Linked DNA regions of Homo sapiens: region 2 is linked to region 1. The links are chromatin loops, found by intact Hi-C in ENCODE. Cell type or tissue: A673. All regions are shown on one strand. Each heading gives the region's core, and the rest is flanking DNA. Links, peaks and the distances in the headings are about the cores only.

Evidence for each region. Peaks named below come from ENCODE experiments on the same cell type or tissue, not always from the same donor. Only the 100,000 strongest peaks of a DNase experiment are listed, where the experiment ranks them.
Region 2: a loop joins it to region 1, with 2.5 times the contacts of the local background. A loop is called at or near these places in 3 of 110 quality-filtered maps.

What each region holds. Positions count from the first base shown.
Region 1 is chr4:25,764,685-25,770,980 of GRCh38, forward strand. SEL1L3 (SEL1L family member 3) reads right to left here. Exons shown (of 24, transcript NM_015187.5): 18 at 3,056-3,146; 19 at 2,841-2,925; 20 at 642-751. Among named protein-coding and RNA genes, the nearest start is that of SEL1L3, 95 kb to the right of the region's middle. In A673, for the core only: a CTCF peak has its summit at 3,388 (motif pointing left); a DNase peak (open chromatin) is centred at 3,387; H3K27ac peaks cover 721 bases.
Region 2 is chr4:25,504,180-25,510,475 of GRCh38, forward strand. It overlaps the pseudogene ISYNA1P1. Among named protein-coding and RNA genes, the nearest start is that of ANAPC4, 130 kb to the left of the region's middle. In A673, for the core only: a CTCF peak has its summit at 2,988; no DNase peak of the experiment used is centred there.

The DNA.
Region 1 (6,296 bases), core at 651-5,650:
GCCAAAGATCCAGGTTTAGGAGCTGGGCATTTTGCTTACCATTTGATTATTTGGTCTTGAACAGTTCATTATCTTTGATTATAAATAGGGTATAATAATCCGCACCCCCACAGGATTATGTGAGAATGGCGTGGGGGACACAGTAGGTGTTTAATAAAGGCTCACCCTTATTGTTAGTGTCCTCATAGAGTTGTTTGAGGGGCATGTGAAAATGGATGAACAATGGCTTTGTAAACTGTGTAGTGTATACACACTGAAAGGACGGTTAGGAAGAATTCTGGTTTTGCAAATTCACAAATGGATGTCACCAAGAGCTGAGTTTTTTTCTGAGACAGGGTCTTGCTCTGTCACCCAGGCTGGAGTGCAATGGTGTGATCACGGCTTGCTGCAGCCTTGACTTGACAGACTCAAGCAATCCTCCTGCTTCAGTCTCCCAAGTAGCTGGGACTACAGGCGAGCACCACCACACCCAGCTAATTTTTGTATTTTTGTAGAGATGGGGTTTCGCCATGTTGCTCAGGCTGGTCCCGAATTCCTGACCTCAAGTGACCCGCCCCCGTCGGCCTCCCAAAGGGCTGGGATTACAGGCATGAGCCACCGTGCCCGGCCAAGAGCTGGTTTTTGTTGCGGTTGCTGTTTACCTGGGAGTCTCCATCCAGGGCGGCTTGGGCGTACATCTGCACAGACAACTCCAGGTCTTGTGACTGGTTTTGGTGGCCATAGTAGTAAAGGTCTCCCATCTTCAAATATGCTGCAGGAAATAAAGCACAGATCCATTTGTCAAGTGGTTTTTTTTATACCAACATTTTAAATTATTGGCGCATTCACATGAATGCAAGTTTTTCCTATTAGTATCTGAATACAGAACATCTTTATGTTTCCCTGATGTGTCAAGAGAGAAACAAGCAAAAAGGCTTTTTGCCCAGAGCATCCCTATTTCTAGACATATTTTTTTTCTTTTTTTTCTAAATTTTTTGCGATAGGGTCTCCGCTGCCTAGGCTGGAATACAGCGGTGAGATCAGGGCTCACTGCAGCCTTGACTTCCTGGGCTCAAGTGATCCTTCCACCTCAGCCTCCCATGTAGCTGGGATTACAGGAGTGTGCCACCACGCCCGGCTAATTTTTGTATTTTTTATAGAGACGGGGTTTCACCATGTTGTCCTGGCTGCTCTCGAACTCCTGGACTCAAGCAATCCTCCCACCTCAGCCTCCCAAGGTGCTGGGATTACAGGTGTGAGCCACCGTGCCTGGACTCTAGACAGTTTCTTATTTGGCCAGGTAGCTCTCCTGAATAGCTAAATCTCAGTCTACAACCTTGCTGCCCAAATCAGCCAAGGTTGTTTTGGGTGTTTTACTTCACATCTGAAATTTTGCTGTTCATCTTTGATGTCTGTTTTTGGTAACTCTTTGCTTTAGCCATGTATTTTATTTTTCCTCTGAAGAAAAACTTGTGTTTAAGAGTATATGTATCGGCTGAGTGCCGTAGCTCACACCTGTAATTCCAGCACTTTTGGAGGCTAAGGTGTGCAGATCACTGCAGGTCAGGAGTTCAAGACCAGCCTGGCTAACATGGTGAAATCCCACCTCTACTAAAAAATACAGAAATTAGCCAGGAATGGTGGTGCGTTCCTGTAATCACATCTACTCAGGAGGCTGAGGCAGGAGAATCGCTTGAACCTGGGAGGCAGAGGTTGCAGTGAGCCGAGATAGCACCATTGCACTCCAGCCTAGGCGACACAGCAAGACTCCATCTCAAAAAAAAAAAAAAAAAGGGTGTATGTATTAGTCAATGTCCAATAAGGAAAACAGAACCCGTTTCAAGTGGTTCAAAAGAGGAATTTCATCATGGGGAAGTAGTTACTAGGATGTTGGGAGAGCTGAAAAGGCAAATGGAAAACAATAGGCAGCCCAGAGATCAGCAGTGAGAAGGCTACTATCATCCCCAGGACTTGGGGACCAGAGGGTGCCTGTGATGTTACCAGAGACCCAGAGCCTGGTGCTGAGATCAAAGAGGGTGGAGCTGCCAGGCAGGGGCTGGAACCATGGAAATGTAGCCACTGCCAGAGACACAGTCCAAAGCAGAGAGACAAAGGTAGAAGTACTTGGACTTCTTCTCCCATCCTGCAATCTTCTGCCAGTGCCTCTTATTGCCTGAAAGGAATCAGAAGCCGGTGGGTAGAGGAGTCCAGGAACTGTAGTTCCTGGAGGCCAGTCCCCCACCATGCAGAGCAGCGTAGAGGAATCCGCACAAATGACTGGCCCAGAGAATTGCTCCATAATAGCGTTCTCTTTTACATTTTCATTGACTCAGAAGAAATGTTGGGGGCCAGGTGCAGTGGCTCACGCCTGTAACCCCAGCACTTTGGGAGGCCAAGGCAGGTGGATCACCTGAGGTCAGGAGTTTGAGACCAGCCTGGCCAACATGGTGAAACCCTATGTCTACTTAAAAAATACAAAAATTAGCTGGGCGTGGTCGTGGGCACCTGAAATCCCAGCTACTCGGGCAGGAGAATCACCTGAACCTGGGAGGTGGAGGTTGCACTGAGCCCAGATCATTCCACTGCACTCCAGCCCGGGGAACAGAGTGAGACTGTCTCCAAAAATAAAAATCAAAAAATAAGAAATGTTGGGTCCAAGCACTCCACGGGACAATGGGTGAGGAGTAGTGCATTGTGTGAGGCTGAGAGCAGAGTTTAGCGATCTTAATAGCAGAGATTTTTCACTTTCTTTTCTAATTATTTAGAAATACCTCACTTCACACAAAGCTGTCAGATGTTCCCTGTTACTAAAGATTAAAAACACCTAATGCTTCAATTTTGCACCGTTTTTCTATACATACCAAAGGAAGGAGCATCGATTTGAAAAACAGAGAAATTATAGTATCTCCAAACACAGTTAACACCCAAGTATCTCCTGGCCAGGTCCTAAGGGGTAAAGGGAAGAAAAAGTTAATTCATTAATATTTCGGCCAAGTGACCAACGTTGCCTCCATAAAACCCAATTCATTATCCTTAACCTCAGAGCTTCTACTCTGAGAAGAATACATTTACTTACTGGCCTCTCCTCACAGATGTGTGCTAAATTTGTCTGTGACACTTCAATTCCAGTTTCTGCTGCTAAAACATAATACAGCAAAGCTTCATGCCTAAAAATAGATGATTAATAATAAATTTCATATAGTGGCTCTTACTAATATTCACAGAGAGCTTTACATTCAAACATAAGAGGGCACAAAATAAGCAGTTTTTTTAAAAAAACCACAAAATCGTGAGTTTTTTTAAAAATAAATATTGTTAAAAATACTGCATGCACTGATTTATTTTCTGTCTTAAAGGCTGAACTCACAGACAAGGCTGGGGAGCTAGTTGATGCAACAGCTACCTCTACTGGCTGAAGGGCATGTCGGATGTTGGCTGGGGAGTTGTCTACTAGCCTTCAGTTCTTGAATCCTTCTTGCATCCTCGCTTAGAGGAGATAAATGGTGTTAAGAAAAACCCCTGTGCTTTGGAGTCCTCTGTTTTATAAAAAGCTTTATAGGGCTTAAGATTCTGAACAAGCTTAATTAAAGCTGAGCTTTTGTTGTGCATTAGAAGTTTGGCAAAGGAAAGGCAGTTCACAAGGGAGTTGATACATCAATGGCCAAAACACGTATGAGAAAAGAAACGTTTGACACCACTAGCAATCAAATAATCCCAAAATGAGTGACCACTTTTCATCTGTTGAAAGATTGGTACAAGATTCATATTTGGAATAATGGCAAAAGCTTGGGGGAATGGACATACTCTACAACTACTGCCAGCTTGAGGGCCAATTAATTCAACGGTTCTGGAAGGACAGGCGGGAGGAGTCTTAAGAATGTACATACCATGTGGCCCTACAGTTCTCCCTTGTGGGGGTTTATTCTAAAGAAACAATCAGAGATATGTGCAAAGATTCTGTTGCCACGGAGTTCATGGTAGAGCTGTGTATATGAATAGCAACAAAAAACTGGAAACAAATGTCTGAAAATCAGAGACTAGTGAAATTAACCCATAGTGCAGCCACTTTCAGATGTGGCCATTAAAATGATGTGTGGCAGGGTATTCAAAAACATAGCAAAATATTTATGCAAAAATTTCCATTCAGTGAAAAAAAAAGCAGAGTATAAAACAATGCATCTTATTTTTGCAAAACAAAAATATAACTGAACACACACATGCACACACATATACATGCAGATACAAATAAGCAGAGAAAAAAAAAACCCTAAAAATTATCACTAAAATGCTAACAATACTTATTTCTGGGTGGTGAGAATGCAGGTAATTTTTATTCTATTCTTTTTACTTATCTGATTTCCTCAATTTTTATACGTTACCTAGCTTAAGAGTAAAACTCTATTTTATCCAGAAGTAGTTTCTTACATCTTATTTTTCATTTTAAGGAGTTGATATTAATAACTCTTTTTTAATTTTAGCTCCACCTAGGAACTGGTTTAGGAAACGGTGGGGAAAGGTTCGGTGAGGGGGAGTAAGGGAAGCAGATTCTGAAATTATCTTTTCTAAACTGCTAAAAGCAGCTTCTGGCAGGCAATCCCTTGGAGACCGAGAGGTGCTGGGGGACAAATTAGGATAGTTAGACCTTCAGTCAGACATGCTGCAGGTCACAGGCCACGTGGCTGCTGAGGGAGCCAATTCGCAGGCTCTGAGATACCTAAGGCAGCTGACCAATTAGCCATGACTCAGGCTAAAGAGGGACAAAGTCAGCTAAGCAGCATCCCTTGCAGAGGCAAGCCAGATAACAAGCCTCCAAGTGCAGCTGCAACAACGTCCCAAAGGATGCTTGGGGATTAGCTAACATAGCCTGCAAAATCTATGTTTGGCTACAAGAATCCTCAGAGCAGACCCAAGGCCCCAGACAGAGGGCATGCAAGGGAGGCCCAGCAGAAAGTCCCCCTCATTCTGACACAAGGTCCTCTTCCTAAGGTCTTAGAATTCTCAAGTTTCTTTAGAGACACTCTGGCCTGCACTGGTGTCTCAGTTTCCACCAGGGATTGATGAGGAAAGGAGACAGTGTAGACCTGCAAACCAAGGTCAAATATTGGACCAGTGCCCTCTAACCGTAACTGGCTGGGATGTGGCTCGTGTTTACTAAAATGTAACAAAATGAGGTTTTTTCTGGCCAGGCGTGTGGTTGCTCATGCCTGTAATCCCAGAACTTTGGGAGGGTGAGGCGGGAAGATCGCTTGAGCTCTGGAGTTCAAGACCAGCCTGGGCAACAGTAGAAACCCTGTCTCTACTAAAACACAAAAAAATTAGCTCGGCATGGTGGTGCATGCCTGTAATCCCAGCCACTCGGGAGGCTGAAGCAGGAGAATCGCTCGAACACGAAAGGTGGAGGTTGCAGTGAGCCGAGACTGTGCAACTGCACTGCAGCCTGGGCGATAGAGCCAGATTCTGTCTCTAAAAAAAAAGAATTTTTTCTTAACTGCAGAAACCAATAGGCTGGTTGTCAGAATGGGTGGGGGAGATGGAGGTTGATACTCTCTGCAAGAACATTCACAATGATAAGCTTTATAAAGATAATATCTTGTGTCTAAAGTGATCTGGTGGTGGGGAAGGAAGGGAGGAACAAGTTTTATAGACTTCTATCGTCCAATCATTGTGTAAACCAGGAGGAAGTGTTACAGAATTCTCAAACATTTCCATTGAGGAAACACTGAAATCCATCAGAAAGAGATGTCTAAAAAGGCATGTGAGATCCATAGAAACACTGAACAGAAATCTACCTCTGGGCCGAGCACAGTGGCTCATGCCTGTAATCCTAGCACTTTGGGAGGCCAAGGCAGGTAGATCACTTGAGGTCAGGAGTTCAAGACCAGCCTGGCCAACATTGTGAAACCCTGTCTCTGCTAAAAATATAAAAATTAGCTGGACTTGGTGGTGGGCGCCTGTAATCCCAGCTACTTGGGAGGCTGAGGCAGGAGAATCATTTGAACCCAGGAGGCGGAGGTTGCAGTGAGCCGAGATTGCACCACTGTACTCCAGCCTGGGCAACAGAGTGAGACTCTGTCTCAAAAAAAAAAAAAAAAAAAGAAAAGAAAAGAAAAGAAAAAAAAGAAAAAAAGAAATCCACCTCTATTTTTCATCTTGCACAATCAATCACCCAATGCGTGTACCACCACCATCCATGTTCACATCTACTGAGCAGTGAGCTCTAGGTGGGGGCTAGCCACTCAAGACCAGATTTCTTTAGCTTATTAAAACTTCTGAGACAATGCCTCTGCAGAAACCCTGTCCACATTTAGCCTTCCAGC
Region 2 (6,296 bases), core at 511-5,510, 260 kb before region 1:
GGTGAAAAAAACGAAGCCCCTGCTCTCACAGGGCTTTTCTTCTATAGTAGGAGAGAAAAACAATATAGAAAAAAATTAAAGGAATGATCAAGGCAGTAGTGGGAACTGCAATGAACATAATAAATCTGAGTGAAGGTACCAGGGTGGCTTGTAAGGACGTTGGGTGTTCCATTTTTTTTTTTTTTTTTTGAGACAGGGTCTCATTGTCACCCAAGTTGGAGTGCAGTGTTGCCGTCTCAGCATTGCAGCATCAACCTCCTACCTCAGCCTCCTGAGTAACTGGGACTACAGGCACCACGCCCAGCTAATTGTTATTTTTGTAAAGACAGGGTCTCACTATGCTGCCTGGGGTGGTCTCAGGTCTTCTTTAGAAGTCACGCAGGCCCACGTGAGGGACCTGGAAGTGAACCGGGGTCGTGCAAACAGTGGTACTTGAACAGTTTCACAGCTGATGAAACTCCTTGGCATTGACTCATTCATCATTACCCTCTCTTCATTTTTTAGATGAGAAAACTAAGGCATAGAAAGATTAGCAACTTGTCCCAGGACAAGTGTCAAGTCCAGGTCCTGAACCCAGGCAACATAGTGCTGTGGTTACCACACATGCTTTGGAATCAGACAGAGCCAAGTTCGAAGTCCTCTTTCACCTGGATGTCCTTGGGCATGTCACACTCTGAGTCTCAGTTTTCTCATGCATCACATGAAGGGGATACCGTCTAACTCAAAGGGTTGTTAAAAGTGAAAGATAATCTTAGGTAAAGAATTTAGCGCGCTGTCCACCGCCGCTGCCTGAGCCGACTCCGCGCCGACTGCCGCGATGGAGGCCGCCGTCCAATTCTTGGTCCAGAGCCAGGACGTGGTCTTTGGCCTCGAGGCCATCGAGGCTCAGTACAAGTACCAGACAACGCGCGTCAGAAGCAAGGGCGGCGTCCTCGAGGTGCACCTCAAGTCCACGCACTTCACCTTCCGGACCGCCCGGCCCGCATGTGCCCAGGCTACGGGTCATGCTTGTCGCCTGCGGTGGTAACAACGGATCCACGCTCACCGCCGCGGTGCTGGCCAACCTACTGCGTCTGTCCTGGCCCACGCGCAGGGGTCGCAAGGGGGCCAACTACTACGGTTCACTGTCTCAGGTGGGCACCGTGAGCCCGGTCTTGGACGCCAAGGGCCAGGAGGTGTTCGCGCCCTTCCGCGGCTGCTGCCCATGGTGGCGCCCAACGACCTCGTGTTCGATGGCTGGGACATCTTGTCGCCGAACCTGGCCGAGGCGATGCGGCTCGCGAAGGTGCTGATTGAGGGCTGCAGGAGCAACTGTGGCCGCACATGGAGGCCCTGCAGCCCCGGCCTTTGGTATACATCCCACAGTTCATCGCGGCCAACCAGAACGCGCGCGCGGACAGCCTCATCCCGGGCACGCGCGCGCAGCAGCTAGAGCAGATCCGCCGGGACATCCGATGACTTCCGGTCTAGCGCAGGGCTGGACAAAGTCATAGCGCTGTGAACGGCGAACATGGAGCGCTTCTGTGAGGTGGTCCCAGGTCTCAACAACACGGCCGAGACCCTGCTGCGCACCATCGAGCTTGGTCTGAAGGTGTCGCCCTCCACGCTCTTCGCCGTGGCCAGCATCCTGGAGGGCTGTGCCTTCCTCTGGGTCCCCACAGAACACTCTGGTGCCCGGAGCCCTTGGGCTCGCGTGGCAGCGCCAGGTTTACGTGGGCAGAGATGACTTCAAGTCAGGCCAGACCAAAGTCAAGTCCGTGCTCGTGGACTTCCTCATCGGCTATGGCCTCAAGACCAAGTCGATTGTGAATTATAACCACCTGGGGAACAACGACCGGCAGAACCTGTTGGCGCCATCGCTGTTCCCTCTGAGGCGGTGTCCAAGAGCAACGTAGTGGACGACATGGCGCAAAGACACCCAGTGCTCTACGCGCCTGGCGAGGAGCCTGACCGCTGCGTGGTCATCAAGTACATGCCGTACGCGGGTGACCCCAAGCGTGCGCTGGATGAGTCTACCTTGGAGCTGATGCTGGGCGTAACCAACACGCTGGTACTGCACAACACGTGCGAGGACTCGCTGCTGGCCGCCCCCATCATCCTGGACCTGGCGCTGGTGACCGAGCTGTGCCACTGCGTGAGCTTCTGCACCAATGACAACACCGAGCCACAGACCTTCCACCCCATGCCGTCCCTGCTTAGCATCTCTTCAAGGCGCCGCTGGTGCCGCCGGGCAGCCCGGTGGTCAGTGCGCTTTTCCGCCAGCTCAGCTGCATCGAGAACATCCACAGGGCCTGTGTGGGGCTTCCGCCACAGAACCACGTGGTCCTGGTGCACAAGATGGAGCTCCCAGTGCCTGGCCTCAGGTGAGTCGGACCCGTGGCTGCCGCCTGCCCTGTGTCGAACAAGAAAGGACCGGTACCCGCTGCCACCAATGGCTGTACCAGTGATACCAATGGACACCCACAAGTGGAGGAACCCCAGATGCACACCACCTGAGGCCCTGGTCACACAGCTTCCCGGCCTTTCCTTGCTGCCCCCCAGGACCCAACCTTTCCAGGCCCCCACAAAGACAGTAAAGCCGGTGCCACTCTCAAAAAAAAAAAAAAAAATTAGCTCTTCGCGGTCGGGTGCGGCGGCTCACGCCTGTAATCCCAACACTTTGGGAGGCCGAGGCAGGCAGATCACTTGAGGTCAGGAGTTCGAGACCAGCCTGGCCAACATGATGAAACCCCGTCTCTATTAAAAATACAAAAATTATCTGGGCATGGTGGCGCATGCCTATAATCCCAGCTACTTGGGAGGCTGAGGCAGGAGAATCGCTTGAACCCGGGAGGTGGAGGTTGCAGTGAGCCGAGGTCATGCCATTGCACTCCCGCCTGGGCAACAGAGCAAGACTCTGCCTCAAAAAAGAAAAAAAAATCTTTGTGCTCATGTTCATTAATTCATTCAACTCATGTGAATGTATCATCTACCACTAGGTGGGGAGGATACAACGGAGAATAAGCAGACACAGCCCCATCTCATGCAGCTAATGGCCTATCATTAGAATAAATAAATTTGATAAAAAATGTAGATAAAGCACATGGAATGCCAACTTAACATAGTCTTGGGGAAGTCAGGGAAGGCTTCCTGGAGGAAGGGATGTTTAATCTGAGTTTACCCAGTGAAGGAAATGTGAAGGTGGGAGAGGCTTCTTTGTAGTTGCTTTTGGGTGTGATTTTGGTTTTATAAATCAGATACACTTGCTTGAGAATTGGAAGGCACGTGCATGGTGCCATGAGTAGTATATCATTGCTGGTTTTTCTGGAACACGTTTCATTGTCTGGGCATCAGCTTCTTGGGAGTCGAGAGGCAGGGTGAGGCTCATCTATTTTTTGTTGGATTGGATCTCTCAGGTGTGGTGTGGCTCTAAATCTAATACTCAGAGTTTTAGCAGCTGAAGAGGTGTGTTCCTGAAGCCAGCAGCTTCAGCAGTCCTGCCTTCCTAGTGGTGGCAGCGTCCCTGGTAGGCTGGTCCTGGGGCCTGGTCTAGAGTCCACTGCCCCAGCCCTTCCAGTGATATTTGTAAATTCTTTTTTTTTTTTTGGAAACGGAGTCTCGCTCTGTTGCCCAGGCTGCAGTGCAGTGGTGCAATCTCAGCTCACTGCAATGTCTGCCTCCTCGGTTCAAGAGATTCTCCTGCCTCAGCCTCCTGAGTAGCTGGGACTACAGGTGCCTGCACCATGCCCGGCTAATTTTTGTATTTTTAGTAGTGATGGGGTTTCACCATGTTGACTAGGGTAGTCTGGAACTCCTGGCCTCAAGTGATCTGCTGGCCTTGACCTCCCAAAGTGCTGGGATTACAGGCATAAGCCACCATGCCCACCTGTTTGTAAATTCTTAATTTCCTATTTGAAATCCCTTTCTGCTTAAAATAATTGGAGTGGTTTCGATTTCCTGCTACTGACCCTTCCTTATACTACTGAGGTACAAGTAGATTAATTTATTTAGTTGTTATTTTCTGAGCACCTAGAATGTGCCAGGCACTAGTTTTTGGCTCTGAAAATATAACAATGAACAAGGCAAAGGTCTTGCACTTTTGTCTTATTATCACGGCTGTTATATTCTCTATCAGAGCTGTCCAATACAAGCATAATGTGAGTTACATGTGTGTTGAAAAAATTTTAGTATCTGGCCGGGTGCGGTGGCTCATGCCTGTAATCCCAGCACTTTGGGAGGCCAAGGTGGGCGGATCACCTGAGGTCAGGAGTTCAAGACCAGCCTGGCCAAATGGCGAAACCCTGTCTCTACTAAAAATACAAAAATTAGCCGAGCGTGATGGCAGGTGCTTGTAATCCCAGCTACTCAGGAGGCTGAGGTAGAAGAATTCCTTGAACCCAGGAGGCAGAGGTTGCAGTGAACCGAGATCACACCACTGCACTCCAGCCTGGGCAACAGTGCGAGACTCTGTCTCAAAAAAAAAAAAAATTAGTATCCATATTAAAAGAACAAGTGAAATTAACCTAACACATCCAAAATATTATCATTTCAACATGTGCTTAATATAAATATTAATTAATATTTTATGTACTTTTTTCATGTTAAGTCTTGGAAATTTAGTGTTTAGTTTTTACTTACAGTACATCTCGATTCAATGCAAAATTTTTATTGGAAATACTTCATCTGTATTACATTTCATTACATTTATAGTTGAAAAAGTAGACTCATCACTAAGAGGTTCCAGATATACTTAAATATTTTCCACTAACCAAAAAAATACCAAAAACAATTTTTCCTTAATATTTGCATTCATATTGACAAAACTTGTTCATCCTTTCTAGAAGGATTTGACTTTGGAGCAAAAGTATATCAGTTTCAAAACTATATCTGTTCAAGTTAAGTAAATTCACCAACTCGAGTCAAATCTGAAGCATACTACATAATTGAAAAATAACTCAAAATTTATCAATGATAATCATGTCCTTCACATTTTTTTCTGTCTTTGCAGCTTAACTTACATAACATGTTTCAATTAAATGAAAATAACTTGCCTATTAATTTCATTTAGAAAAAAGTATAAAATCATTGTATTGATTTGTATTTTAAGTTTCAGTTTCAACATTAATTAAATGTCTAGCTATGTAACAAATAAGCTTTTCCTTACCTTGGAGTTTCAAATTTAGCTCATCCATTCATCCATGTGCAGTGTAATTTTTTCTTTCTTTTCTTTTTTTCTTTCATTTTTTTGAGATAGGGTCTTGCTCTGTCTCCCAGGCTGTAGTGCAGTGGAACAACCTGGGCTCACTGCAATCTCCACCTCCCGGGCTCAAGTGATCCTCCCATCTCAGCCTCCTGAGTAGCTGGGATTACAGGCATGCACCACCACACCTGGCTAATTTTTTGTATTTTTGATAGAAACAGGGATTCACTATGTTGCCCCGGCTGGTCTCAAACTCCTGAGCTCCAACCGTCTGCCTCCCTCAGCCTCCCAAAATGTTGGAATTACAGGCATGAGCCACTGCACCCGGCCAGATATGCAGTGTAATTTTGATGAGAGAACATAAATCATGCTGCCATTTTTTGTCTTTTATTATGGGATAATTTGCCAAGCTTCCCTTTGTTTAAAGAAAATCTTGAATTGGAGTTAAAAATACAGTAACCCTTTGTAAAGCTCTTCCGTGACTCAAAGAGCATTGACAAAGACCACAAGATCATTAAATCTGTCATCTCCTATTTGTTTCAACTGTTTCTTAAGCTGAAGACGATTCATAGCATTTGAATGAATACAATGAACAATATTAATCTATGATGCTTTTCACAGAGTCGGCTGCAGAAAACTAAGCACAACTATTTTCAAAATGTATCACCTAATGGGCTAAGCAATAAGGAAAATATTAGTCTCTTATTTGAAAATTCTAATAAATCCAAATTTTTGATTCAGCATAATGGAACTACCATTTGTGGTGAAAGAAACTAATTTTTTTCTTATCTGGCTGGAATTCTTCTTTGACAGTTATAAAAGATTTAAAAATATCCATGCCGCGTGTTAAGTTTCTTTTAGGCTATGAATTGACATTTCTTCATAAATTTGAAGTCCTTTGAGACAAAGTACCCAAAGTATTAATTGGGCAGTGTCTATTATATCAAATGACTCATCTAAAGCTAAAGTACTTGTGATTTTTCAAGATTATTGATTGGTCTTTGCTATTGTTAGAAAAGTCTTCATATTTTATGGACAATTATTTGAGGGCTCAATTGAAGAGCTTTCTCTTTTTGTGAAGTATCTTTTAAAATCTTTTCCTCAGAATTTTCTAACA